Linked DNA regions of Homo sapiens: all the other regions are linked to region 2. A link is an interaction called in ENCODE POLR2A ChIA-PET data of the cell type or tissue named here. Cell type or tissue: MCF 10A. All regions are shown on one strand. Each heading gives the region's core, and the rest is flanking DNA. Links, peaks and the distances in the headings are about the cores only. Region 1 overlaps LOC105369901 (a long non-coding RNA gene). Region 2 has its middle 97 kb from the start of LINC02404. Region 3 overlaps LINC01619 (long intergenic non-protein coding RNA 1619). Region 4 has its middle 150 kb from the start of LINC02404.

Region 1 (7,648 bases), core at 1,510-5,509, 150 kb before region 2:
CCATTTCATCTTGCTCATTAGAGCTGTTTCTTTGTCATGCCAAAATCTTTTTTGAATCAGGGTGAGACATGAACCTGAGTATTTTCTTGACTGTATTCTTGCTTGAGACAATGCAAGAAGTACCAAAGTAATAATATATTTTTAAATAAATATAAATTATTCATTTTATAAAATGTATGTGTATTCATATATATATAGAGAGAGAGAAAGAGAGAGAGTAAGAGAGTCTTTCAGAGCAAAATATTCAGTAGTGACAATGGTAATAAAATTATTCACAATATTGGTCTCATAGATGTTTGCTGTGAATAGACATATGTAGAAAATCATTTAGGGGAAGGTCAAATTTACTACCAATTGATTTCTCTAGAGAGTGTTATTTATGAATGCTCTTAGATTGCATCAAAAGAAAAACTTACAGAGATCACATTACGTTTTGATAAAGGTTTTATAGTTGTTTACACAAAGGTCCTGTCCAATTTTGACAATATGTTCTTGCTAGAAATTTACCAGCAAGAGTGTAAATGTATATTGACATACTTACTAAAATTCATTTGGATTTGATCTGCCTCTATATCCTACTGTTCCCCTCTCTATCCGATAAGCAAGCTGCAACTCTTTATCTTCCTCCCTTTCCTTCTTTTTTCCTCAATACTTCTGTATGGAATTACAACTTTGCAATCAGTTGTTTATTGATGGTTTCCTAGACCCTGTTGCAGGTACTGGTGTACTCTGCAGGATGATGTTTTACCATACACCATTGCACAGTCTGTTGGATGTATATCCTCTTGCATGGTTCAGGGGATTTAGTGAAGAATAGCACCTTGTCAAGGAACACAGCATTTAGAAGGACAGTTGTGATATGTATACATGTAAACACATGCACACACTTGACCATAGTACAATGTTTACAACAGCACAAAGAAACTGTTGTAAGAGTTAGAAGAAGGAGCACTTATTTCTGACAGGCATGGTCATAAAAGCTTCATGAAGAAGGCTACATTTGAGCTCAGCTTTGAAGTATGGGTAATCTGTCAAAGAAAATGATAGGGAGGAGAAAAATGTAGGTGAAGATAAATAATTTTTTAAATTAAAAGTTGTATATTTTTAGTTTTCATCTGTGGCTGCATGATTCATCTCTAATAAATTTTTCTGAGTGGTGTGAGGTAAACGTTAATATTCATTCTTTTCATGTATTTATTCAGTCATTCTAAAATAACTTGTTGATTAGACTTTCCTTTCTCTGTTGAATTGTCTTGGCTCTCTTGTCAAAAATCAGTTGACCTTATATGTATGAGTTTATTTCTGGACTCTCTTTTTTTCCATTGATCTATCAGTCTGTCCTTGCACTTATCCTGTCTTGATTACTGTTGTTTGGTAGTACGTCTTAAAATAAGTAGCTTTTGTCTCCACATTTTCTTTTCATTTTTAAGATCATTTTTGGATATTTTAAATCTTTTGCATTTTCATGTAACCTTAGAAGCAGCCTGTTAATTTCTATAAGAAAGAATCAACAGTTTGCCTACTTGGATAAGCAAAGACTTTTTAGACTCCATAAAGCACTAATATTAAGAAAAAATATGATAAATTCGACTTTGTTCAGATTAAAAATTTCTGCTCACCATAAGACATTACAAATGAAAAAGGTAAAATGCAAACAGAGAAAATCTCTGCAAAACATACATCTGATAAGGAATTTGTATCTAGAATACATAGCCATTACACATCAATAATAAAAGGACAAAATCTAATAAAAATAGGAAAACATCCTGAAAGTCACAAAGTAAGATATATAAATGGACAAAAAGTATATGAAATGTGGTCAACATCACTTGTTGTCACATTAAACCACAATGCGGGATCACTTCACACCAATTAGAATGGCCGAAATTGAAAAGAAAATGGCAAACATAGGAACCCTCATACATTGATAGTTGGAGTGTAGGATGAAAAAACCACTTTGGAAAGCTATGATAATCTCTTATACAGTTAAGCATACACATACTGCAGGACCCCCAAGTTTTGTCACTAAATATTTATCCAAAAGAAATAAAAACATGTATCTACAAAAAGACTTGTACATAAAAATTCATAGCAACTTTATTTATAGTAGCCTCAAACGGGACACAGTTCAAGTATTCATCAACAGGAGACTAAATAAACAAATTGTGACATGTTCACTTGATGGGATACTACACAGCAATAAAAAAGGAACATGCCACTGACATGTGAAAAATGTGGATGGATTCTACAAACATTATGTTTAGCTAAAGAAGCCAAACTAAAAGGATGCATTATGTATCAATGTATTTGTACAGAATTCAGAAAAATCCAAAACTAATATACATTGAAAGAAATCAGAATAGCATTTGTGGTTGGCATTGGGGTTGATCAGAAAGGAGGACAGGGAACTTTTTAGTTACTGAAAATATTCTCTTTGGTATGGTTTGGGTTTCATGAGTGTACACATTTGTCATTTGTCAAAACTCATTGTACTGTACATTTAAGCTCTCTTCATTGTAATGTATATAAACATTATGCCTTAATTAAAAGATATATTAAGTAAAGTCTTAAGATTAAAAAAGAGAAGGAAAGCCAAATATGCAAGTATATATCTACAGAGAGTTGGATATAGAACAGGAAACAGTGAGAGATAATATTAGAGGGCCATCAATGTTAAAGTGTTAGATTTTTTCTTATTTGTAAATGTGCTGTTAAAGATGGCTTTCAAGGAAGGAGGGAAGTTTAAAGAACAAGCTATTCCACCAGGATGTTCCATAGACTTTGCTCCTAAATACATTTAGAATCCATCCACTTCTCTAGATCTTCATCTATTATTTTACCCTTGGTCCACGCCACCATCATCTAGCTTTTGTCCTGGCAGTTATTCTTGCTTCAGTTCTCAGATTCCTACAATCTTCCATCGTCTACACTGCAACCAGAGGGAGTGATCTTTTATTAACATAAATTTGATGACATAAAATTTCCTGCTTAAAACACTGCAGTATCTCTTAATTGTACTTAGAAGAAAATTCAGACTTGAAGGTTTTATATTATCTGGCTCCTGCCTACCTCTCAGTACTTGTACTTTTCTACTGCTGACTGCTGACCTGCTTCTAACTTAAAAGCTAGTACTTTTAACTGTTATTTTTGGGTAGAGGTAACTGTAGTTTTTACTCTTTGCTACTCACAGGTTGGTTTTCTCAGCTTTAAGTTATGGCAAGCTGCTCTGACCAGTTGTCATCAGCTAGACCAAAGAATCTGCTGTTTTAAATTCCTAAAATGTTGAATTCTTTGATCAGTTCCCTGTACTGATGGAAATGGAGTCTAGCCCCTACTTGAGAGTTTTCCTCACCCGAATGACTGTTTCAGAGACACCACTATATTGACAATTTTGAAATTTAGAACAAGGCCTAATTCTAGGTCTCTGCCTTCTGTTCATGGTACACCTCAAGCTAAATTTATATTTTCATGACTTTTCTTCCCTTTCTGGACTCTGTCTCATCTCCAAATTGTAAGTGGTTTTTGCTGTTCTCATTCGAGCAGCCACATGATTATGGGAACCTACAAACTGGGAGCAGAACTAGTGATTAAGATGGGGCATGTAGAGTTTGGAACAACTTATTAACTTCTGGGTGTGGCCCACACGAATCTGGCAAGCTCAGACTCATAGCACTTCTCCTTGAATTTACCCTGGGGAAGAGGCTTAGCTAGCAGTTCTTTAAAGAGCTCAGGGTTTGGTGCCAGGTGTTTGCCTTGTAAAACAGCTGACCAACTTTACACAATGCAATCAGAGTCTTGGGTTGCCTCCCACAAGGAAGAACTGACCCATTTCAGTTAACACTACAGAAAACTTTCTCAGAGACAAAAAATGATCTTGGGGAACAAGGAAAGTGCCTATTAATTGAATTTTGTATAATTTTTTATTGTAGAAAAACTACACATAACATGAAACTTACAAGTTCCATTATTTTAAAGCATACAATTCAGTAGCATTAAGAACATTCATAATATTATGCAGCTATCATTATTATTTAGTTCCAGAACTATTTCATTGCATGAAAAAGAAACCTTGTACCCTCTTAAGCTATCATTTCCAACTACTTCCCCAATTAACCCCTGGAAATCACAAATCTGCTATCTATCTCTATGAATTTGCCTATTCTGGATATTTCAAATAAATAAAACCATACACTATGTGGCCTTTTGTGTCTGCTTCTTTTACTTTTAGCATGTTTTCAAGCTTCACTGGTGTTGTAGCATTTAACAGAACTACATTCCTTTTTATGGCTGAATAATATTCTGTTATATGGATGTACTACATCTTGTTTATCCGTTTATCTGTTGATGAACATTTGGGTTGTTTCTACCCTTACGCTATTATCAATGGTGCTACCATGAATATTATTGTAAACAGTTTTGTTTGCACACCTATTTTCAATTATTTTTGACATATGTCTAGGAGTAGACTTGCCAGGTTATATGCTAATTCTGTGTTTAACTTTATTGAGGCACTGCTAAACTGCTTTCTACAGTGATGGAGCAGTCTTACATTCTTGTCAATCATGTATGAGAGTCAGTTTTGAAGCATTTTTGAGTATTTTATGAAGGTGCCCGTACCTATAAGTGAATCATTAAATAATATTTTAATGGTAAGTAAAAGAAAACTGATTTGTGCTTTTAAAGTAAGGTGAATTTATCTTCTCCTCTTCAGTTGAATTCTTCTTTCCCTCCTCCTCCCTCCACCAAGGGATGAGAATAGACTATGACGGCTAATTTTGAGTCAGGTCCCAGGAAATTCTGAAAGTTACTTGCTAGGGCACCCACATGTAAAAAGTTTGCCTGTGTAGTGTTTTGAAATAGTCACAGCTCAGATGTGAAGAAATATTAACATAACTTTACCTTTTATATTACTGAGCTCTATTTAGCCCTGGCACCCCCATTTTTGCTGCTGTTAAAAACCTCTTAATCTTGTCACTGAAAGCTATTATGGTCTCTTCTGGTTTAAACATTTGAAACTCAGTGGAATTGTTAATTCCACCCAGAATTTGGTCATTAACTCAAAGGTGAAACTACCTACAAGGGCTGTTCTCTGTTCTCCTGGCCCTGGCCCTCCCCACTGCCTCCCCCCATCCCAGGAATGTACAATCATCATGGCATTGGAAGTGTGTTTGGTCCACACATCCCTATCAGGTCCCTACTACCTCTGCTTGGTCTTTTGGTGTTAACCTTGTCCTTGATATATTTGTATTAACTGTACCAGCCAGGCCTTTAGGAATGTACCAGAATTTTCTAGCAATGTCCATAGCGTTGCCCACACCCTATGAAAATAAAATGTGGCTCCCCTGAACTCGTATCCTAGGTTTCCTCAAATCCCCTGGACCACTCAGCATTTATGTCACTCTCTCAGTCTTTCACCCTGTGGGTGATATGTGATAAGTCCAGTGGATCTCATAGCATTTGCCCATCACCCTATTTCCTTAGTCATAAAGTAGGTTCATTGATTTGATGCAATGTTATATGGGAATCCAATTAAGTGGCTGGAACTATAAGCCCTAAACAGTAGTTCTGGTTGAAGTCTTGTAGGTAGGAAATTCAGTTCACATCCAGAATATGCACTGGCAATTCAAAATGAATCTTTGTTTCCTCCAGAGTAGAAGGGCTTCAATGAAGTCAACTTATACCACTAAGTGGATTGTTGATTCTTCGATGGATGAGGCTGTATAAGGGGATCAACATTAATCAATGTTGCTGACAGGCTGGACATTCAGCAGCAACCTTGGTAAGTGGAAATCCATAATTGTGGGTCAGTGCAGGGCCTTTTTCTCTGTCGTCATTGTTCTACATTTACAAACACATTGTACCAGCTCTAGGATAGCAGGTGACAGAGGCTGACTGATGTCAACTGTCCAAGTTATTCTCTGTACTTGGTTGCTTGGTGTCTCCTCCTTGGAAGATACTCTATAGTAGTGGTAACATATAATGCAAATGTAAAGATCTCTTTTCAGGCCCAAAGTTCTATCCACATGCTTCTATTCCACATTTTCTGATACCTGATCTTCTAATATTTCTTCTTCCAAGTCTCCAACTAACCAGATAAGCTACTGGTTGAGCCTATGTATATTTTATATCAGGATACTTCTCTTTCCACATAAAGAAAACGAGGTATATTATTGCCTGAAGATCTGCCCATTGGAATAATTTCACCTCACAGACCTCACCTTCAAGGTCCATCGCTTAATGGGAATGTAGTGTAGCCAAAGTCCATTTTTGGCTTATACCCACATACTGACCCACATTCATGGTCATGAGACAGCCCATCTATGAATCAAGCTTGACTTTCCTCCCCCTTCATCAGCTTGGGGTAGGAAGAATCATGAATGGAATCACCATGAGTGACATGGGTTCACCTCTTGTGCCTTACATTTGTACCTCTGGCCCTGCCCTGGCTTTGATCCCAGATATTTCTCTTCCAGCACATGTTGGATAACTTCTGGAACTGTCCAATTTGGTGTGTCTGGTAGAACCCAGCTCCTATTGAGAAGTTTTGGGTTTGAGATCACTTTGTGCATCATGGTCAGGCACTTAGCCTTTCCAGTACCAATTATCACACTTAAGCAGTTTTTGAAAAAGGGTATAATTCTCTGCTACAGAAGGCATGACCTTTTTTCAGAACTCTAAAGGAGATACTCCTACTGGGATTTGAACTTCTAACTATTTAGGTTCTGCTGAGTCAAGTGGCCCAAATGGCAAAACCATCTACATCACAGCCTAGACTTGCTGCTGGGAGAGTCATTTCTTGCCCTGGCTCCCACTCAAAGCTGGCGGCCTTTCATATCACCTGGTTTATGAATCAGAAAAGTATTCAGATTCCTGCCTCCAGGAATGGGACATGAATTTGGTTGAAGTGGCTCTCTTCCATTAAGACCAATTTCTAGCATTCTCAGTATTTGAGGGTAATTTCAGTCCCTAAAAGGGATAACAGCAGCACATAACAGAGTCCACTATAGCTTCAAATCAGTGGCAGTTAGACTGACAGCTAACTTATCAGTAGCAACAAAGGATGCCAGAGACAGTGGAATAATATTAGAAATGTGCTGAAAAAATAACTGCCAAACTAATATTCTGTATTCATCCAGTATCCTTCATGAGTTAGTGTAAAATAAAAAATTTTTCAGGAAGCAAAGGAAAAAAGATAAGAGAATTTGCCCTCAGCAACCCCTCACTAAAGCAATTAATTTTAAAGGACATATTTCAGGAAGAATGAAAACGGTCTGAAATGGGTACAAGAAAAAATGAAGAACAAATAATATAGTTAATATGTGTGTAAATTTAAGTGAATATTGACTGTATAAAATAATAATGTCATGTAGGTTTTATTTTAAAATCTCCTAACGTTTTGCTAATATCTGAATTATACATAGTATATTTAAGTATATTTTGTATACTTAAAATTTGATACTTCCTAGAAAAGCTGGAGTACAGCGTTACATGGGTATAAATTTGGGTATAAATTTGGGTATAAATCATGGTGCAGACACATACAGTGCCTTCTCTAAGAAAAACACAAAAACCAAGAAACAGAAAATAAACAAGAATACACAAACAAATACTACCAATTCTATGAAAATGAACAGCTGTAAATATGGAC
Region 2 (7,648 bases), core at 1,367-5,366:
ACTATGGCCATTTTCATGATACTAATTCTTCCTATCCAGGAGCATGGAATGTTTTGTCATTTGTTTTTATCATCTCTGATTTCTTTGAGCAGTGGTTTGTAGTTCTCCTTGAAGAGGTCCTTCACTTCCCTTGTTAGCTCTATTCCTAGGTATTTTATTCTTTTTGTGGCAATTGTGAATGGGAGTTCATTCATGATTTGGCTCTCGGCTTGCCTGTTATTGGTATGTAGGAATGCTGGTGATTTTTGCACATTGATTTTGTATCCTGAGATTTTGCTGAAGTTGCTTATCAGCTTAAGGAGATTTTGGGCTGAGACGATGGGGTTTTCTAAATATACAATCATGTCATCTGCAAACAGAGACAATTTGACTTCCTCTCCTCCTCTGTGAATACCCTTTATTTCTTTCTCTTGCCTGATTGCCCTGGCCATAACTTCCAATGCTATGTTAAATAGGAGTGGTGAGAGAGGGCATCCTTGTCTTGTGCTGGTTTTCAAAGGGAATGCTTCCAGTTTTTGCCCATTCAATATGAGATTTTTTATCTTTGTATTCCTGGCACCAAACACAGTGCCTAGTATGTATCAGACTCTTAAAAGCTATATTTTAAACAAAATTAAATTAAAAGTAACTGAAATTTCATGAGGCACAGACATGGCTGTTAGTCAGAAGAGGCTGGATTACGCATCAGGAAAAAACAGCACTGAAGTCTCCGTTGCAAACATACCACAGCCCTATTTCTTATGCTTATGATCCATGCCACTCTCCAAGGTGGCTAGTATCCATGAAGCTCCTACACTCAGAGATCTAGGCTAACAAAGGAGCTATTGGACAGCTCCACCTTATAGCTGCATGTTCTGGCTATAGTGTGGCTTTCAGATTCACCAGGAAAGGGAGAAGGGGAGAAGGTGTGATGGAAGGATTTTCTCTGTTCAGGGTTTGGTTCAGAATTAATGCACATCTGTTTACACACAGTCCATTGGCCATCACCAGCATGTGGCCCCATCAAACTACAAAGTGGCTAGAAAGTGTGACACAATTGTATCCCCAGAAGGAGAGGAAAATTAGAAAGCAACGAATGTTAGGGATCTCTCTGTCTAAAGTAACATGCAAGAGTAATTTTTAATGTGCTTTTTAAATGTTTTCTTTAAAAAAGATAATGCTCAAATACCATTCAAGGACTCTTCTATTCCAGCTCCCCTACCTTGGCTCCAAATGTACTCAGCCAAATGCATATATTTTGCTTTCATAGAAGAGTCTATAAACAACAAGATCACAAAATAGGCACGATATCTTTGGAGGCCTTCACACAAAGACTTACATAAGTAAAATATGACATAAATAATACTCAAGTATCAAGGCCTGAGCTTTTGGAGAGTAAAAAAATAATACCAGAAAAGTTCTTCAAGGGCATATAGTTGGTGGTTAGATACTAAATAAAACACTTGCAGATTTAACCCCAATAATTGATTATTCTTTAAGGGTTAAGGTCAGTGTTTTGCACACCAAATGACACTGTGGATTCATAAACTATCTGATATGTCAGCCACATTCTTGAAGACCAGAGGGTTTGTGTGTACAAGAACAGAATAGTGATCTAGTGGACAAAATTATCTTAAATACAAAACGTAATTTAGCCGGTTGTTTAAGATCAGTCAAAAACTCATTAAAAAAAAAAAAAACCCAAAACTTATGTGTTGTTTTTTTACTGTGAAGACTGCAACAACCAGAGCCAACACTCAGTTTAATGTTGTACATTTCCCTACCTCAGCCCAGAGTTTTAATAAATGGTTAAAATAAGCATTGAGGTATTACAAAAGTAATATATTGTATTTAATAAAATCAAACAAAATAGAAGAAAAAACTAAAAATCTCTCCTCATCTCCTTTTCAAGTCTCAGATTTTAAAATCTTACTTCTTGATATATATGCTTCCAGAGTTTTGATAAGTATATGTAAATAAACACCTGCAAGCAATCACTAACCCATATTTTTATTTACATATTATAAATACATATTGATCTCTTGTAGACTTCAAGTATCATAAAAATAAAAAAGGTCAGTATTTGTTTACTTTTATTCCTAGTAGCAAACACAGTGCCTGACATTGTTGATGCTTAATTGATTATCTGATGAACAAATTACTCTTAAGTTAATACATCTTAGACAGTTTCCCAAGTGAGCTTTATTATTTTTAATCTTACTAGAGTTTTCCATAATATAAACATGCCATAATATTTTAAAATATCTTGTTCACCAGGATAAATATTTGTGTAGGATTAATCCCTGGAAACAGGATATTTAGCTCAAAGTCATGAATGTTTTAAATGCTGATAGACACTAGTGAAATGGTTATTCACCTATTTGGAGAATCACAGAACCATTGGACAAAGATGAAAATTAATGTCCCCTCTCCTAGTAAATTACACCAGTGTCCTACATGATTTCAGAGTGTAATAATATAGGCATGATTCCTAGGTAAAGAATCCCTGCTTTAGAGTGTCAACCTCAGTAATCTGAGGTTCACTTCACTATAAATGGTCTCAGCTTCTAATTGCAACACGGTTTGCCAGCTTTCCTTCAGAAAACAGATGTTCTCTGAGAGGAAAATTATGAGATATTGAGATATTACATCTAATTTGCCTCATGAAAATGTTAAGCTCAGTTTACCCATTTTCAAAGGCAAATGCTTCTGTGTCAGTATAGCCGTAAAAACTCTCACTCTGCCACATCGAAATCCCACATTAAGCAATGATTTTCTTATTTTCTGCTTTAGAGTTTCTCTAACTGCTCTAGTCACAGTGATGTTACCAAAATTTTTAAGAAAAAGGAGAATGCGACGTGTTTGTTTCAATTTTTATTGCAGCAGGTTGAATTAAGTAAGAACTTCCGTTTTGCCCAGCCCAAATGTGAGAGCTGCACTGAGTCATGAAAGAGAGCTCTAAGTGAAGACAGTGACTAATAGTTAGGAGAATGCTTGGTCAGCAGAAAGGCAGACCTTGATCTTCCAGTGACCAATGGCAAACTCATATCAGCACATCAGCAGGGCAATGGGTCAAAGCCATTACTGTTTTATCATTCTTGAGTCAAAACAAGAAACTGTGACGTGCCTGGTCATCAGAGCTAGTCACTTTCTTCCACATACACACCCAGATACTCCGTTTCTTTAAGTTTATTTTTCTTAAAGGAACAAAGAAAAATTAATTTAATTAGTCCCCCTGCCCATTTTCAGAGAAAACAAAGCCTCTTCTAAAGAGATGAAACTTTCAGCTGCTTTCAGGAGGAAGCATGCTTTTATTTAAGGGACTGTAACTGATTTATAAGAGAATAAAGCACTCTTCGTTTACTCAGCTAGAAATTATATAGGCCTTTCCTCATTTCACTTCCAAAAGAGGAACATTTGGATATTGCAGAGAACCGACTTTGACATCTTTAGAGAGTGGAATCACTTGGCTGGGCTCATTTCCTGGATCCTGTGTTTTCATAGCACAGTTTCAAAGACAGTGTAAAGCCAACACACACTTAAAATTCTTGGTTTCTATCAAAACAAATCTGCCATTTCCTGCTTTACTTTTTCAGTGAGGTTCATTACAGTGCTAAATTTGAACCTCATTAAAAAATAACATCTACACCTGTCCTTAGATTATTCCTAAAAAGTAACATTCTCCTATTTTATAGTAAATGCTACTGTATGCAAACTTGAAATCTATACTTAATATCATTGAGTAAAAATGTGACCAGACTTAGGTTTTAAACTATGAAACATATGTGTATAAGTTCTTCCCCTTTTGCCCTTTGAGAAATCAAATTGAAATTCAACTGAGGAGGAAATAGGCTAATGCAAATAAGAAATTGTCATCTGGGCTTTTGCTACTCAAAAGGTGTTTTTTGAAACAATAACATCAGCATTAAGTGGGAACTGATTATAAATGCAGTATGTAGGGCTGCACCCCAGTTCTCCCTATTCACAAAGTACATTTTAAAATATTCCCGTGTGATTTGCATATACATTATTCCCCCTGTCCTTAGAAGGTATGTTTCAAGACCTCCAGCGGATGCCTGAAACCTTGAATAGTACCAAATTCTATATATACTACTTTTTTCCTACCTATCTACGATAAAATTGAATTTATAAATTAGGCACAGTGAGAGATCAACAGCATTAACTAGTAATAAAATTGATCTATTGTAATAAAAGTAAAATAAGAGTTACTTGAACATAAGCACTGAGATACTTCAACAGTCAATCTGATCACCAAGACAGTGACTAGTGACTAATAGGCATGTGGTGAGTACAAGATGGATACCTGGACAAGGGATGATTCATGTCCTGAGCAAGTTGGAGTGGGGACGTTGGGAGATTTTATCAGCTCCTTAGAATGGCACGCAATTTAAAACATACGACTTGTTTACTCCTGGATTTTCCATTTAATATTTTTGGACCGTGATTAATTACAGGTAACTGAAGTCTTGGAAAGTAAAATCAAGGCTACTGGATAAGGGGAACTACTGGACATTACTTTGAGAAACCCTGGTGTAGGTCATCGCTGTGAAGCTATGCAGAGACCCTAAATGTTTCATTCTTTAAAATACACCATTGTGTGATGAAGGCCAAATATTATAGGTATTTACAGTCCTCAAGGTTATAGAACTCGGCTGGGCATGGTGACTCACACCTGTAATCCCAGCACTTTGGGAGGCAGAGGTGGGAGGATTGTTTGAACCCAGGAGTTCAAGACCAATCTGGGCAACATGATGAAACCCTATCTCTACAAAAAATACAAAAATTAGCTGGGCATGGTGGCTCCCACAAGCAGTCCCAGCTACTAGAGGGCTGAGGTGGGAGGATCACCTGAGCCCAGGAGTTTGGGACCAGCCTACACAGCAGAGTGAGACCCCTCCATCTCTACAAAAAAAAAAAAAAAAAATTAGCCAGGCATGGCAGCACATGACTGTAGTCCCAGCTACTTGGGAGGCTGAGATGGGAGGATTGCTTGAGCCCAGGAGTTTGAGGCTGCAGTGAGCCAAGATCACGCCACTGCACTCCACCCTGGGGAAAAGAGTAAGACCCTGTCTCAAAAAAAAAAAAAAAAAAGGCTGCAGAACTTCAAGTTTATTCCCTGAGCAGGACATGTATGAAAGACTGTGTTCTTGAGGAAATTTAATTGAAAAAAGATAGTCAAACACACAACCAAGTTCTTCATAGCTATTTGAAGACCTGTGTGCAGAAAACATCACTGCTGAACGACCAAAGGAAAACAGAGCATGATTCAACTAAAACAAGCAGTTTTAGGTAAAAACAAAATCAAGAGCTCAAAACAATGAAAAAGATAGGCTTGCTTTGTTTTAGTTTACTGTATTTAAACTGCTAATTTATCATTAATTAAAATGTCTTCAATAATTTTTATGAATTCAGCCCAAAAATACTATTTTGTGCTGTTTTTTTTCAAAATAGAATCTTTGCAAAACAATACTAAAACTTTATTTCTATATTCAATAAATATTACTCAATACTAGGCACTGTTTTAGGTATTTGAAATACATCAGTGAATAAAAATCTGTATTCTTGTGGAACTTACATGTTTGTGAGGAGAACACAGAAAATAAATACCAAAAGGAAAAGTAAATTGCATATTAGACTGGAAGCGATAAGAGCCAGAGAGCAGGGTTGGTTGCAATTTTAAGATCAGTTTGGAGGGAAATTTGAAGGAAACTAGAAAAGCAGGAAAAGGCAGGGAAGGCTTGATTCTTTTGGCCAGAGGATAATGGATGTCAGTCTCTTCTATGTATTTATTGTTTTTTGACATTAAGGAAGAGCAAGCAGGGGAGGGTAATGCCCTTCTTCTAACTTGTAATGTGGTTGATGATCCACTGCTTTAGCAATAGTGGGGAACCTTGCTCTATGATTAGTGTTTCTAGTGACCCAAGCATTCAGCTACATGTGAACTCAGATTTTATTTTTCTGTGGCATCTGAATCCACATTAAGTACATTCTTATTTTAAATGTATAATAATAACCTCTAGAAACTAAATTCATTACAATAACTTTATTATGTGCTTATTATGTATAAAACTTTATTATTTTTTTCTAATCCTAGAAGGAGGTATTATCATCGTTACTTTAGGGATAAGAAAAGAGAGGATCTGAGATTATAAGAGCCAAGCTCCAAGGTTAGGAAGCTGTTTTTGTGGTTCGGGCAAGAACTGAACTTGCCTCTCTCTGAAGTCAAAGTCACAATCTTTTTACTAAGCCAACACCAGAATTTGTGCTCAATGCATTCTGTTAGACACCTGCAATCTCTAATTTTATTTAAAAATGTTTATAGGGCGGAATCAACTAATTTCTTACTAGCAGACTTTATACACACCAACAAGCATAAAAAAGATGCCACCTGGACAGGTCAATAGTCATTTCATGGCAGCTCGATGCTGATACCAAAATAAAACTTCAAGATCCTAATATAGTCTATACACTATAACTTTTTATTAATCATTTTATCCACAACCTTTATCAAGTTCTACACATATGGTTCTTTTATTTTCTTTTCTTTTTTTTTGAGATGGAGTCTCTCTCTGTCACCAGGCTGGATTGCAGTGGTACGATCTTGGCTCACCGCAACCTTCACCTCCCGGGTTCAAGCGATTGTCCTGCCTCAGCCTTCCAAGTAGCTGGGATTACAGGTGTGCACCACCACACCCGGCTAATTTTTTTGTATTTTTAGTAGAGACGGGATTTCACCATGTTGGCCAGGATGGTCTCAATCTCTTGACTTCATGATCTGCCCGCCTTGGCCTCCCAAAGTGCTGGGATTACAGGCATGAGCCACCGTGCCCGACCAGTTGTTTTCATTTATTGAATTGTTCTCGTGAGTTAGAGATTGCACTATACATTCCACATGTATAATATTTTGTCTTAATAACACTATTTTAGAGAAAACTGAAGTCTATAAATGTTAAATGGAAACTTTACCTTAAGTGTCATAATGAATGTTGAGTCCTAGCCCCTAGTTCAGAACCATAGAAATTTCTGTGTAGGGAATTACTTAAAGAACTCAATTCACAGCAGTTAAGGAGTAGTCCATCAGCATATGGTAAATCTAAGAGGAGCAAGCAGTGGTGGATATCTTAGACTATGAGGGTCAAGAAGCCAGTACAAAATTAAAGCTTTGCTTCTAGAAAAATGATCCAGGAACTAACCACATTGCATCTCAGTACCCATCTGCCATTTCCGGGTGCCAAGCCCCCAGCAAGACACAAGACACCTGGACTATGTAGGTGGCATATCGGTATAAATCTATCCTTGCTAGGTGGTGGAAGGCAAAACTACTCTCATAGGGTCTTAAATGATTCTTTCTGTCCCTGGTCATTACAAGCAGCTGGCACTCTGAGTCCAAAAAAGGAGCCAAAAACGCAACAGCACAGTAAATTGTTGATAACAGAGACCTTGAGTCATCAAGAATGCATTTAAAGAAACAGAGCAGCACGTAGTACATGATAGAAAGCTTTTCATGTAAAACTGTTAAAGCGAAAGTCTCTGCTTTTTATCTGGCAAGTTTTACAAACCCTACCGGAGAATGCACTTTATGCAGAATTCTCATTTCCTGACAACCCTGGATAGATCAGGCATAGCTGTGATAATGTTCATCTCTGTG
Region 3 (7,648 bases), core at 2,113-6,112, 360 kb before region 2:
ATATTCTAATTTGACCTTCCAACAACTGGATGAGGTTGGCAAGTGGGTCAGTATTTTTTATCTTCATTTTATGGATAGAAAACTGAGGCTTAGAGAGCTTAAGTAATTTACCCTAAAGCCAGACAGCTCGTAAACAGCTAATTCACAATTTGAATTCAGGCTTTTCTGATCACAGAATCCAAACTCTTAACTATTGTTACATTGTGATGCATGATTTATCTACCTTCTTTTACACTGTTGGAACATGTATTTTAACTTCTCATTGTGAGTTGGCCATCTTTGGTTATTTTCAGCCTTGAAACTCTTTCACTATGTTCCGGAGGCATATAGCAGTCTACAATTAGGCTCCTTTCTTTGAGAGGCAGTTGGAATTTAGCATAAAGAATACTAGTCTGGGACTCAGACCAATAAGTTGAAATCTTGACTTGTACCAACTTGTGACTTTGGACCAGTTGCTTAGCCTCTCTGAGCCCATCATTCCTTGTGTAATAATGGAGACAAGTCATTTGTTGTCAAGGTAAACATGAAATCATATAGCTAGTGAATGTTTGGATTCTTGGAATTTGAATACTCTATCATGGAGGCCAACAAAATATAGCTGATTGTTTTCTTGTGTGTGTGTGTGTGTGTGTGTGTTTTAACAATTTGATCATAGTATGATTGTTAGGAGTTTCTTGAAAGATTGCTTTAGCCTATAGCTGCAAGAAATGTACTTGCGTTTTTGAAATACAATAATATAGGAAGGAAAATGAACTGCTTTTCCATTGTGAAGGATGGAAATAGACAACACAGGCCTTGCATCTTATTTTATAGAGCTTTCCTGAGCTGTGTGCCTAACATTGTGGTTTTCAGAGCTATTTTCTCAGTAAAAAAAGAGTCCTTCAGATCCTTTGTCTATATTGAAGACACCTTAAGTTGAGAGATGGAGTAATGCAACCGAACATATATAGCAATGTAGCCCTGTACAAAGCATGTTTGCTTCCATTATGTTTTTTAATCCTCACAACAACCCTTTGCTATATGAAGTTGACTTTTCCCAGGGTTTTTAGTCCTTCAAACCATTGGTATTTGGCCATGCTTTTGCAAGAGATTTTCAAACAGTGATTTTTAAACAGAACTCAGTGGTTCTCAATCTTCTTAATCTAGAGTGGTGTGAGTATTTCCTTTACTGCAAAGAAAAGCAGCCTTTTTATAAATTGTCAGTTTGAATTTGAGTTTCTTCCTGTGATGTAACCTGATGCAATGTTTGCCTGAATCACTAATAATGTAACTGATTTCCCCTAGCCAGTCATAAATGAGTCAGTGATCACGGATTCTTTTAGTTTATACTCAAGTTGCTTTTTCTGTGTGCAGATATCCTCATTGAATAGCTTGCTGTTGGGCTTGTATAGCATTATGGTTTACATCAGGGAAGTAGATAGCCAGCAGAGCTTTGTGCTAATTTATTTTGCAATCCTATAGGAAACAAAGGACCCATTCTTTGTTGAACCTGAAGAGACTTCTAGGGAAAATCAGCCTCTGACCCTTTCAGAAGTCTTGCATCTTAAAGCTCGTGTGTGGTTCAGGCCATGCTTGAACCTATGTGTGTAGCCTTATAAGTCAGTCAGTGTGCCCCTATAATGTTTAAGATTGTGATGTAAGAATAAGAGTTTGGAACCCATTAAAACAAGGGTTAGGTGGCCAGTGTTGTCAGGAATATTTCTCTCTCTCAAGCCGGTAGTCATTGTTACAATTAAGGATGGAGCTCTTAGGTAATATCACTAGATACAAGCTCTTTTTCCCTCTCAGATTCTTGCACTTTTTTCCACTACCCTTTAAGTCTTTCAGTTATTTTTTAACTTTCTTAAGATATTTTCTGGTCATTAATATACAAGTGGTGTTTTGTCTTGTGTCTATCACCTATATCTCTTACATTCATTTATTAAACACATACTTGTTGAGTCCCTCCATGTGCCAAGTACTGTGATAAGCACTAGGGTTGCAAAAATAGTCACTGTGCTTGCCCTCAATGAGCTTGGAACCTAGTGGCAGAGAGAGGGTTATCCAACAAATGTTGGGCTGGATCTGAGACATGCTGAGGAAAAGGGAAGTGGTGAAGTGGTGTCCTGAGAGCTCTAATAGAGAGATAGGACTGCCATAGAAAGGTTTCCCAGAGGAAGGGACACTTGAGCTGAGATCTGAGGAATGAGTAGGGGTTTAAGTGGAGAAGGCAGGCGAGAGAGAGAGAGGAATATGCACAAAACCTGGCTCAAGAGTAATGGTGAACAGGAGGGGTTGGACAAAGACCAGTGAAACTGGAATGGAGAGAAATTAATGGGAGTGAGGCCAAATCGTGGGGCTTTACAGGTAGCGTGTCCATTTGATTGATAACCATTTGAGTGACCATTTTGGTTGATAAAATTTGAGAATTTTATCAACCAAACCGTGATTCTTGAGAGTAAAAGAGGGTGCTGTTAATTATTAAACACAGACTATAAGCATCAGCCAGGACATATGGTCACCTCGCTTTTATAGGCCTTGTTAACAGTATTATCTCTTTTTAAAGCGTTGGCAACCAGCAGTGTGTTTACTTCCTAATGAAGGTGTCAGGGAGTTGGTCCAAAAAGGACCCAAATGGAACTCAAAGGCTGGGTTTTTCCAAACGGCTAGATTGATTTTTTTTTTCCCGATACAGATATTAGTGACCCTTTAACGTTTTAAAAGTTTGGCATAAAAAGATGGATTTTATTGTGAGCTACTAGATTAGAGTCACTTTCATGGTGTATGAAACAGCACAATTCAAACAGATCTTGAATATTTTCTATATCTTTAAAATATAGCACTTGTCATTTTTGCAAAGGAGTTTTATTTAAATAGGATTTCTTTTCTTTTCTTTTCTTTTTTTTTTTTGAGACGGAGTCTCACTCTGTTGCCCAGGCTGGAGTGCCCAGACTGGAGTGCAGCGGCACGATCCCGTCTCACTGCAACTTCCACCTCCCGAGTTCAAGTGATTCTCCTGCCTCAATGTCCCAAGTAGCTGGGATTACAGACACACGCCACCATACCCAGTTAGTTTTTGTATTTTTAGTAGAGACGGGTTTCACCATGTTGGTCAGGCTGGTCTCGAACTCCTGACCTCAAGTGATCCACCTGCCTCTCAGCCTCCCAAAGTGCTGGGATTACAAGTGTGAGCCACTGCGCCCAGCCTAAATAGGATTTAAAAAATAGTTTCATTTTAGGTTTACATTTTGAGTATACGTACCTCCTGGACAATAACTTTCAAAGTATGGGCCACTTAAATTATTTTCTTTAAGTTGATGTAAAAATCTGTATAATCAAATGCAAAGAGTTCAGGGAATTTTGCACACCCATATAATCTACACCCTGATCAAGAGCTAGAACATTTTTGCCACCGCAGAAAATTCCGTTTTGGGACGCTTAATGTTTGATTCAGAAATATGGCTGTGGAGCCAGGCCTCAAATTAGAAATAAGTTGTTTTCCCTCTCCTTTTATAACTTTTATTTTTGCTTCCTAAACATGCGGCAGTGGTTACTTTAAACATGAAGCAAATTGTCTCCAGAAGAAACCGTTGCCTTTCGACTAGTTATGATTTAGGGGTTGGTAATATAGTACATCCCTGCCCAATTTGCTATGGGTTTTTCATCCTTAAAGTAAAATCTGAGTCATATCCCCATCACTGACTCATAAGCTTACTAAGGATTGCCTGTTTATTATTAGGCCTAAGCGTTAGAATCTTGATCAATCAAAAAAGATTGTGATAATGTCACATTTACATAATACCTTTCTCTCCTCCCCTATTTTTCATTTTAGCCTGTTTATGTCACTCTATAGTGAGTTATGAAAATAAGAAGAGGGGACAAGTGTCAAGCCAGTGTTATATAGCTGAGTCCTAGCCTTGAGTACTTCTTTTCCTCTCAAAATTCTCAACATCAGTTGCCAGAGAGCATTTAGAATATTGACCTAAGTTACAGTGCAATTCGTTGTGAAATTGATTCAATTTAAGGGTTATGTGTCACTGTCTTGAAAGATTCTTGAATCAGAGACAAAGTCTTGTCCTAAAAACACTGTTCTTAATGAGTTTGGGATCTACTGAGGGATAGTGATTGAAAAGGGAGCTTACTCCTTTTTCCCCCTGTAGTTTTCAGGTTCTCGTTTGGAACCTGATCTGGGACCAGATCTTGAATTAACTGTTTTTTTTTTTCCTGAGAGGGTCAATGTGGTCTGCTTAACAAAACCTCTGCTGTCAAAGCACTGGTGGGCTGTGGTGGTGGTTTTTAGGCATTTCTTTCTCAGCACAGCAATACATAATATTTCAGTACCAGTTGGGCTTTTTGCTTTTTTTTTCCCCTCTACACTCCATTTTAGAAAGAATGGCAAATCAGTGAAGATATAACGTGGGTTAAAGCCAGATTTGGTCAGTGGAAAGACTTGTTAATAACCCATTTTCAATTGGAGAAGCTCCTGCCTACTCTGATTACACATTCATTTCACTAGTAGGTTTGTTCCTCATTTTAAAAAGGAATCCCATCACTCATTAAGCACAGGACAAGTCAATGTGACATTTAACTCTGTGCATATTGAGGACAATTTTTCCTTCATTCGTGCCTCTTCCTGGCAAGCCATCCCAGTGCCACTAGGCAGCTTTCAACCCCCTGTTCTGCTGCTCTGCTTCTGTAAAATTCTGTCCTGATGCCTCAGGCACTTCCTGCAGCCTTCCTGAGTGTCAGGACTGTGCTAAGTACCTTTGTGCATCCCCTCACTGACTCCTCATCACAAGCCTGTAAATGTAGACATTTGTTGTTATAGTCATCTGTCATTTGAGAATATTATGATACAGAGATGTTATATCACTTGCCCAAGGTCACACAGCTATGGGCTGATTTGGAGCTAGCATCCAGATTTGTGTAAGATCAAGCACTAGCTTCTAACCAATACATATCACCTCCCCAAGCATTGGTTTCTTTTCTGATCCTGTTGCATTGTAATTGTTTGCATTCATGTCTGATTTTCCCATTAGACAGGAAGATATGAAAGTCAGGGACAACTCTTAGACCAGAGCTTTAGAAGATGCCAAAATTAGATTAACAGATTGTTCATTTATAAATATTTATTTGGCACCTACTATGCACCCAGTATTGTTCTGGGCACTTGGAGATATAGCAGTGAACCAAACAAAAATCCCTGCCCTCAGAGAGGTAAATAAGCAAAGAATATGTATGCTGTGTTAGATGGTGACAGGTGCTGACGATCAGAGCTGCTGTGTTAGTTCTGTGAGTGTTACTTCCTGGAGTTGTGCAAAATTGTGCATGATCTTGTCTGAAAAAGGAGAGAGGGAGGGAGGGAATTGCTGGAGTGGAACTATTTTAAGTAAAATAGTCAGGGAAGGCCTCAACTGATAAGGTGACATTTAAGCAGAAACTTGGAGACCAGAGAAACAGCTCAGGAGATATCTGGGGAAAGAACATTCCATTCAAACAGTTGAGTGAATTCCAAAATCCTTTGAGACTTATCTCTCCCCAAATATATAATTATAATTTGGCATTCTTGGGTACTCTATTATAATGTCAACCAACCTGATTTTTGGCAGTTATTTTCCTGACCACTTTTTATTTGTTTTCTGGTTATTGCATGCCATAGGAGTCACCACAACTTTGATTTCTGGAAAATTCAGCAGAGTTTCCGCCCTGTCCCCACACACCTTCTTCTCCCTTTTAGAGATAATTGCAAATCATAATAAACAGGCTTATAAGAAGACCTGAACTTCAAAATATAAGTCTGATTTTTTAAAAAAACTGTATATCAATAAATATAGAATAAGAATTGATGTTCAGTATAATGAACAGGTTCAGCAAGGCACTCAATGTTTTGGCAGGACATATGGCTAGGCAAGCTAACAGACAAGTGTTGAAAACAAAAAGTTTTCTTGTTGATATATAAATACCTGGGAAATTCAGTTATCTCAAACACCTATTCCTTACCAAATCTGAGATTACAGTACAAAGACTTGTTATCATTTAGAGCCCCTGGTCTTTTGTATATATGACTGAAGAGAAAAGCAAGGGTACATTAACTTTATCATTCAGTCACTTAAACAGCATGGAACACTTAACTTTTTTTAAGGTGCTGGCAAGTATCTGGCCTATTCCTGCATTACAGAAAGTCCCTGGTGTTAAGACATAAAAATGAATATTTCTCTGGTTTCACTTTCCTTATCAAAGATGGATGAAAAGGTACTTTCTCAAATACATTTCACCATGAATTCTACCCCACCCATGCTCCCCAGCCTGAGAAGTAAGAATGTCGCCTTCCATTTTGAAATTTGCTGTAGCTATCTAGTCTAAGTTGTCTTCCTTTTGCTGCATAAAAATTGAATACTTTTGGCATGTTAATGTTGGGTCCATATCACTATCAGATATGATTCTCTCCCACTCTTGAGAGTCTTAGCAAAGCTAAAAAGGAGGCAGAAATCTCTGGGTTTAAGAAAGAATCCCTGTCAAAGCTCCCAATTAAAAATAACCAGATAATTCTGGCCACTTGATTAAAAATGGTGGGATAAGCTTGTGGGGGAAAGAGGAATGGAATGAATGAGAAAAAAAAAGTAAGGAACTATGCTTTGAAAAGCAATAGTGATATTATGTGAGGTTTCATGCAGATCTAGAAATTTTATCCAAAGCAAACATTTACCACAGGTGCCATGACACCTTTTTTTTCTTTTTAAGTCATATAAATAGATTCTTCAACTGCCAAACTTGTTCTTGTAAATGCTAAACTGTCTTGTCTAATTATCTCAAAATTATCTTCAGCACCAATATATCTATTTTTCTAGTGATAACAGACCCACAACCAAAAATTCCCTAATGTTAAATTTGGGAACACAAGTAAAATAACCATGTTAATTTGAAACTGGGTACCATGGATACGGATAGTGATTATAGCCTTGTGAATCTGCTAATAATTTGTTGTAATAATCTATGGCATCTCTCCCAGAAGATCTCTCAGATTCATCAATGCAGATCAAAGTTTGTCCTTTATCAAAATGCTGGCTATGATTCTTTGGCTCTGAAAGGTATTTTTGCCCTTCTCTTTTCATGAGAAAAGTCCTACCTTCATTTCTTAATGAGTATCCCTTTGTTTTTATTCTTCCCACCTACTCACACTGAACTTGTCAACTTAGATAGGAAAATACTCTGCCGTGTAGAATGAAATTAAAACATCCAAATGTGTAGTTGGACAAAGTTATTTTTAACCTTAGTCATTTAGTGTAACACTTTATGTTAGGCAATCAAGTTACGATAAAGGTAATTGAAATGAGGTTGCTTAGTAGCCTATTTCATAGCTCAAGGTTTTTAGGGTATTGTTGAGTAAAAATATATTTCAATACCTTGAGTACAGATCTCTGGTCTAATATAGTTTGTTTTTTCAGTGGGAACTTTCACTAGAAATTTATTTCAAGGGAACAAAATAGAGTCTTGTGTGTATGTGTGTGGGTGTGTTACATATGTGCTTGCTGCGAGAGTAGGACGGGCAGAGTTAGCACTGGAAGGAAGAAAGTAAAATTCAAGAAATGGTGCAAAAGGAAGATTTCTGCATACATTTGTGAGTCATATGTATATGCCTTTGCCCTTCTTAAATTAGTGTAGAGAAAGT
Region 4 (7,648 bases), core at 2,199-6,198, 56 kb after region 2:
CCCACTCAGCTTTCATTTTTGTGTAGCTGTCTTTAGACTTTGCTCTGAAAGAATGTGCTTGATATCACTATTTTGTGACAATAAAAACCATCGGTCGACATGTTTGGGATATGGATGTTTCTCCTTTACTTATCTGCTTTGATGTTTCTGCCTCCTTCCTTAGATAGGATTTCTTGTTATTTTCTTTTTCTTGATCACAGAAATGTCACAAAGCTCAGGGATTTCACATCTTAGTGCACAGAAAATTCAAGGGTATGAAGCTCAGGAAAACTTTAAAGAAACATCTGAATAATGCAACTCTCTGTAGGTTGGTGTTTCTTGCAACTTTACATTATAACATAGAGATAATGTAACTGAAACCAGGTCCAGAAATCACAATATATTTCTTTGGTTTTATATACAGTTAACAAAAATCACTCAAACGTATGAGCTCATGTTGTATTTACAGAAATCCCCTCACCCAAAAAAGTGGAGCAGATATTTTAATTTTAATCAACAATAAAATCACAATTAAGATTTTAAATAATTTTGAAATTTAAAATTTTAGCAATAGATATACGATTATAAATTATCTAATCTAGTGTTATTTCAAACAATGCTAGTCTAAGTTTACGCAGGTGGACCGGAGCAGAACTGGGACTCTAATGTTTCCAGCCAAAGTTTTTGAGTAAGAATGGAAACTCGACACTGGAAAACCAGTCATATACATGGGGTTCAAAGGACTATAGTGAGATAATAAATGTGTAATAGAGGTAGTGATCAGAGTGATCTGGTAATAAGACAAGAGTGGCTCAAACAAGCAGAAGATTCCTGGTTATTGTAGAAAGGTAGTAGAGGCTATGAACTGGGGGTGTGCTAAGTCAGTAGGTCACTTTGGTACAAAGCTTCAGGGTCAGAGCAGACAATGCTGTCTCTCTGTATTGAATTTTATCAGGAAGAGAACTTCATTATCAGATCGACTTCGTTAAATCAATATCTGACCCTGACTGACTCCAAAGAGCTAAAAGATGACATTTGGGAAAGAGGTCATAGTGGTGATTCACAGATGGAATTTGTATTAAAAAAGTCACAGATTACACTGGTTCATAGGGAAGATTTAACACCAAGGTGGCAACAGGCACTGACAAAGTGCTGGAACACTGGTCACTCAGGTGTGACCTTAGGGAATTGACTTACATAGGATGACTATAAGGGAAAACTGTTTCTTCTGTACTTACTCACGGAACACTTCTGAAGCCAAATGTGTATGTAGCATTTTTCCTCACCAACCAATTCACTAGCTCTCAGAGGACACCAACCTAGGTGTGCTACAAATTAACTTAATTCTCAGACTAACTACCCAGAGTTAGTGTAGACCCCACAGATTAAGGGCCCAGCCCTCAATAGACAGCCTCCCACTTCAGATGCCAATCTCATATAGTGGGTATCTAGGTTATCCACAACTTCTCTCTGACGTGGCTACAAATCAGAAGTTCTCTCCTCATGTTTGATAATCTGCTAGAACAGCTCAATGAACCCAGGAAAAGTTTACTTACTATTGCTAATGTGTTAAAAAGAATAAGTTAAAGGATAGAAATGGACAACCAGATGAAGAGATAATAAGCCATGAGGTCTGGAAGGGTCCTGGGCACAGGAGCCTCCATTCCTGTGGAGTTGAGGATGTACCGCCCTCCCAGCATGTAGAGGAGTTCCTGCTCACCAGCCCAGAAACTATCTGAACACCATAGTTTAAGATTTTAACAGAGGCCTTGTTACATAGGCACAATTGATTAAATCATTGGTCACTGGTGATTGAGGACAATCTCCGGCCCCTCTCCCAACCCCAGAGGTTGGGGGTGTGGTGAGGCTGAAAGTTCCAACCCTCTAATCATGTTGGTTCCCCTGGAAACCAGCTGCCCAACTTTAGGGGCTTTTCAAAATATCACCTTATTAACATCAACTCAGCTGAGGTTGAGAGGGGCTTGTTTTGAGTAATAAAAGACACTCCTTTCACCTGTATCACTCCAAAGTGGCCCCTGGGGTACATTTTAGACTCCCTCATGTTCTGCAGAGGATTGCTTGCAAATCACTAGATTAGACGACTTCTGACCACTTTCAGAAAACACTTTCACTGCTAAAAACACTAGTAGTTTGTGGTTCTAGATGCAGACAGACTTGGACATTTGATTAACAAGGGTAGAGGGGTATGCCATTGCTAATGTTTATAACATTTGTTTATGGCTTCCTAAATAACAATTTTACAGAGAAATAGATTCCAGTCCTCATCTGGCTTTTATTGCACTCTTAAGTTTAGGAACACAATAAAGGAATGAGGGCAAAATATATGTGAAAGCTACAATTCCCTCTTCTCAGGGTAAGGTAATGCATTGACTCCTATGGAGGTCCAATCCTGTCCTCTAGATAGCCAGAGGAATTGAATATTGGCAGTATAAGCAGAATCTGCTTTCATATCAGTTATGGCTTTCTGCACATGGAAAAATGAGTGGACAACACAGCTGCATTTCATTCCCAGTTTGGCTGTTGAGATCTTGGCTGCAGTATCTTGGGCGTATCACTTGACATAATGATTGGCATGGCATGTAGCATGCTACTTGGAGACTCCGAAGACCTAGAATCTTCAGCTCAGGTTTGTCAATTCTGAGTTTTTGACCTTGGGCATATTAGATTGGTTGGGAAAATACATGAAATACACGGCATCACTAGCCTTATTGCCAGGCATATAAATGGCATCTAAAAATGATGCATACAATAAAACCAGCAGCAACCACAGTACTAATAAAATTTGTTCTCTAGGATTAGTCTTTTCATCAGCAAAATTATAATAATAAAATATCTAATAAATCCTTTTCTGGAAGCGAAGGATCTTTTATTTCTATCCAGGAAGGTTTGGTATCTCACTGGAGGTGGTATCACATATTTGGGGGTTGGGGGGGTGGGTGTAGCAATGGAATCCAATAAGTTCTTTTGGGCTCAATCTCAAAGAGTTCTATAAGACTAATTTTGTCATTAACTTCAATGTAGGTGGAGTAGGGAAACTAAAGATAGGATTACTTACTATATATATTTTAGGGGCAGGCATAGGACAGCATTCTAATATTCTTGGAGACAAAATATTCCTGCCTGAGATGATGATATTAGTTATTGGTGAAGGGTAGGAATCCTTTCTTTGCTGCTGACATAATAAATGGGTGACATCAAGCCTCAGAGGGTACACTTTGGTGGTGCATCAATATTTTCTTGCTTTTGTGTTACTGACAGGAAATACATAATTGGTCTTTCTTGATTCATGAAGTCCTATCATTTGCAATATTTCAGATTTCAATAAAAAGATATTTGATTCATAGGGGAAAACTAGACTCTGAGCAGACCACATAATGGATCATCCATGATGTAGAATTAGAATATTTTCTAGCAAAATGTAATAGAGCCCTTCTGAATAAGCTCAAACTAGGAAGAAACAATATTAGATGATATTAAATATTGCAGTGGAGTTTGGGACACTAAGGTTGATTGGGCTATTTGTTTTGTGATGTTCCCAAGGGTTATTTTGTTGAGAGTTTGCCATTAAGTGGTGTAATTGTGTCAGTGGATGGGGGTCTTTTCAATTTGCATAATTTCCTCAAGGGACTGCAGCTGCTAATTTGGTGATTAATTATCCATATTACACATTGTTTATTTGACCATGCCCAGATTAATTTCTTTTTCCTAGCAAATCATATTTAGATATGAATTTGCATATCTTGATTACATTTTAATGTCTTGGCTATCATTGTCTCTTCCCTGGACACCTCATGAGATTACAGAAGAGTGCTCAAGCAGAGAATGATGGAATGTCTTAAATGACATTGCACATCAGTGGATAGATAATGCACATGACTTATTTTTAGTGAAGAATGTGTTCTTTCATAATCAAGTGAGTTATGACATCTAATGTACAATATATTTTGTGTTTCTACCATTTCCATTTTACTATTACCAACCAATTCAAAAATAGTCTTTATTAACATTCAGAATGTTGCTATACATATGTTTATCTCTTTAGAGGTCCAAGTATTTTATTTCTATTAATCTGTAATCTTACATTCTGTTGTTAAATATTTGCAAGCTGGGTCAATATTCAAGGTCTCTGATCAGTTAATCTCCCTCTCAATTTTTTCCAGGCTGGAGAACCACTAGGGGTCTAGTGACGCTATACCATAAATTTCTTGCAGTCAGAGACTGTGTCTCAATTTATCTTTTATTTTATTTATCTAAGAGTGTTCTTACTGTTATGATTTTTGAAAAGTAGGTAGTAACTAATGTTCATAGGTATACTTTCTTGAGTGCTACCTAGGTTCCAGATAGTGTTAGGGGCTTTATTTGTATCATCTCCTTTAATCGTTAAACCATCTTATGAGAAAAAAATATTACTTTCTTTGTTTTATGGTGAGACAATGAGTTCTAGAGACAGTCAGAAAGAAATTTGTTCAAGATAAGATAATTAGAAAATAGTGGAGCCAAAATCAGAAACTGTCTAATAATAAAACCTGTGCTGTTAACCAACTGTATGGATGTAGAGTACTAAGTGATAAACACTCAACCTACAATAAATCAATGGGCATATTAATCAACTGAATGGGCATAGAATGGGCAAATTAATGCTCTTAGCTATGAGTGAAAGCTCTTCATCAACTTCTATGCACATAGAATGTTGAGTAAATAGATGAATGAATGAATGATAGAATATTATTCTTCTATATCATAGATACAATTATATAAAGAACTATTTTAATCCTCCATCCAAATGTCAAGGTAGGAACAGACATGGTTAAGTCTAAGGCCTCCCAGAACTGGGGGTTGTCAGGCCTGAAGTAATGAGTAGATTGTGGTCAGACTGCTGAGGTGGAATACAGGTATTGCTCATCTCTTCCTCTGTGTTACATTCCCCATGCCCCACTTGTGGATGGAACATAGAAACTGGCTTACTCAAGCAATCTGCATAAAATATGGCCTCTAGCCAGCATTTTAGCTTTGATGATGACAAGTAAAGAATAGCAACTATTGAAGAATCTTGCTGCTTAATAGGAGGAGGAACCTTATGATACACTAAACTACTGCTCTCTTGTTTCCAGAAGAGGTATGCTTCAGGCACCTGAAAGCTCTTTCCCACCTGTCCAAGAGTGCTAGGGCTGCATAAATTGGCCTTAGTGGCAAACTTAACAACTTTATCATGGCAGCTTGCACCATGTCCTGGCCATGCTAGAATGTTGGGCAAACTTCTTAACTTCTCTTTCAGTTTCCTCATTTATAAAATAGGAATAATCATATTATTAATATGTTTTAAATACATTAATTATATATACAATTATATATCTCTACATAATTAATTTATCACCAGATGCCACAAGGTTTGAAAAAAGTAAAAAAGAAAAAGAAAAAAATTAATCAGTGGTGATTTAAGTAAAATATTAATGAATAGTAAAAATAAAAGGAACATTAATATTATAGAGTTATTCTAACAAATAAATGTTACTGATTATCAATTCTTTGGACCTTTGTCAAGTACTAAATATGTTTGGTATCAATATTATAATAATCTTATGAAGATCTGTCCTTATCTCTATTTTACAAGTGAAGAAACTGAAAACCAAACAGGTAATTTACTTTAAGGGCACATATCATGCATATATATGTGTATATGCACATGCAAAATGCATCTACACACATATATATGCACATAGTTTCCTCTTTCCTTCTGTTACTCTGGAGAACCTAATACAATACCCTAAATATTACAATAGAGAAGAATCTAAAGTTCCAGACACATGCTGTGAATATTTTGGAATATTCAGGTAAATGTTAATTTTGTTTGTGTTTTTAGAAAAGTTGTATCTTCTAAACTGGCAAAATGAATTCAATTCTGCTTCTAACTTTTAAAAACACATTGTTGAAAGAATTCCACGCTAATGTTGGCATCTATACAGATTTTCTAAGAGCATTTTGTAAACGAGGAGTCTCACAATCATCCTACTTCTTCCATGCATTTCCTGGGCATATTGGCAAGTAGCATTAAGTTGATGAGGGAGAAGGAAGCCAAGAAATTATCTCAGAGTCATCTAATGAGCTAGTGAAAGACCTAAGCTCATAGTCACAGACTGGGTTTATTACTGTTCTATAAAAACGCCTCAATATTTTCTGACTTATTGAATATAATTAAAGGATAATTATGAGTGGTGAAGAGAAGCATAAAGTAATATTTTAGTTAATTTTGGAATAAGGAATGACATGACATTTCTAAATAAGAAAAACATTGCCCTTTATATCCTGAGAAGCATTTCTTTCTATCTTTACCTCTGTCTTTGGATTTTCAAATTTATTATCTACTTTCCCCTTTTAAATAGTATTCTTAGTAGAGATCTGTGCCAGTTTGGTCACGTATGAAAGGTGAGAAAATATATTTCCTTCCTGAGTATTTATGAAGACCAAATTCAAAAGATACATGGCACTGTGTGGGTGTGGATATGCTTTAAATCATGTGATGGATTTCCTTATGGATGATGATAGAAAGGATCATGAATTGAGAGCCATAGACAGGGGTTTGATCCTTATTCTGCCACTGATAAGTATGCACCCTTAGACAAAGTAAATCACCTGTTTGATCTTCAGATTCTTCACTTGTAAAATAGAGATAAGGACATGTCTTCGTAAGATTATTATAAAGATACAACAAAGTTATCATGTGAAAATGCTCTGTAATCACTAAAGCCTAAATAAAAACAAAATGTGATGCCTTTACTTTCTTAATAAACTTCCTTTCACTTAAAAAAAGTAAACCTGTATAAAGCAATTGAACAAAATGAATTGAAATTATGTGCAGTACATGGCTTTGGAGCTGATTGACTCTAAATAAATATCGTCTCTACTCCACCTCTGTTTATATTTGGAAGCTTAGCTCCTTTGAGCATTAATGTTATCTAAAAACGGAGAGTTTTAGCGAGGACTAAAATAAAAATGTATGTAAAAACATAATAAAAGTGCATGTAAAAGCATTGTGTATACAGCATTGGGTGTAGAGTAGGTATCTCCCCAATAGTTTATTTCCTCCCTATTCTCTCTCTCGCCTCATCTTTCTTTTCTCTTCTTCCTCTCTCCCTCCCTTCCTCCTTCTTTTGTTTTCTTCCTTCTTTCACTCCTCCCTTTGTTTCTTCTCTCTTTCACTCTCCCCTTTACTCTTACTTCCTCCTTCTTCCCTTTCTCTCCCTCCCTCCCTCCCTTCCTTCTTTCCTTCCTTCCTTTCTTTCCTTCCTTCCTTCCTTCTTTCCTTCCTTCCTTCTTTCCTTCCTTCCTTCTTTCTTTCCTTCCTTCCTTCTTTCCTTCCTTCCTTCTTTCTTTCCTTCCTTCCTTCCTCCCTCCCTCCCTTCCTTCTATCCCTCCCTTTCTTTTCTTCTATCATCTCTTCACAAAGGTATGACCATGTATCAAGACCAATCTCTCACTCTCAGTAGTTCCTTATTTAATATTTATCCATCATTTTTACTCTACATCTCTGAAAACGGTGTTTTTTTTTTTTCCTCAAACACCTCTTAATCATTTTCTCAGGCTGCATTTTGTTACTTTTTCAGATACTTTCAACATTTACCATGGCTTCCATTCGCTCTACAGACTCCAG

Evidence for each region. ChIA-PET counts read pairs that join two places held together with the same protein. Peaks named below come from ENCODE experiments on the same cell type or tissue, not always from the same donor. Only the 100,000 strongest peaks of a DNase experiment are listed, where the experiment ranks them.
Region 1: POLR2A ChIA-PET joins it to region 2 with 10 read pairs; 2 of 35 experiments call an interaction of 5 or more read pairs at or near these places.
Region 3: POLR2A ChIA-PET joins it to region 2 with 14 read pairs; 22 of 35 experiments call an interaction of 5 or more read pairs at or near these places.
Region 4: POLR2A ChIA-PET joins it to region 2 with 15 read pairs; 5 of 35 experiments call an interaction of 5 or more read pairs at or near these places.

What each region holds. Positions count from the first base shown.
Region 1 is chr12:91,927,353-91,935,000 of GRCh38, reverse strand. It overlaps LOC105369901 (a long non-coding RNA gene), which reads left to right. Exons shown (of 6, transcript XR_007063580.1): 5 at 5,650-5,779. Among named protein-coding and RNA genes, the nearest start is that of LINC02404, 56 kb to the right of the region's middle. In MCF 10A, for the core only: no CTCF peak of the experiment used is centred there; no DNase peak of the experiment used is centred there.
Region 2 is chr12:91,774,463-91,782,110 of GRCh38, reverse strand. No RefSeq gene overlaps it. Among named protein-coding and RNA genes, the nearest start is that of LINC02404, 97 kb to the left of the region's middle. RefSeq lists an enhancer at 2,588-3,787. In MCF 10A, for the core only: no CTCF peak of the experiment used is centred there; DNase peaks (open chromatin) are centred at 2,980 and 4,320.
Region 3 is chr12:92,131,068-92,138,715 of GRCh38, reverse strand. All of the region lies in intron 1 of LINC01619 (long intergenic non-protein coding RNA 1619), which reads left to right. Among named protein-coding and RNA genes, the nearest start is that of LINC01619, 7.9 kb to the left of the region's middle. RefSeq lists enhancers at 3,645-3,704, 6,049-6,118. In MCF 10A, for the core only: no CTCF peak of the experiment used is centred there; a DNase peak (open chromatin) is centred at 3,655.
Region 4 is chr12:91,719,550-91,727,197 of GRCh38, reverse strand. No RefSeq gene overlaps it. Among named protein-coding and RNA genes, the nearest start is that of LINC02404, 150 kb to the left of the region's middle. In MCF 10A, for the core only: no CTCF peak of the experiment used is centred there; no DNase peak of the experiment used is centred there.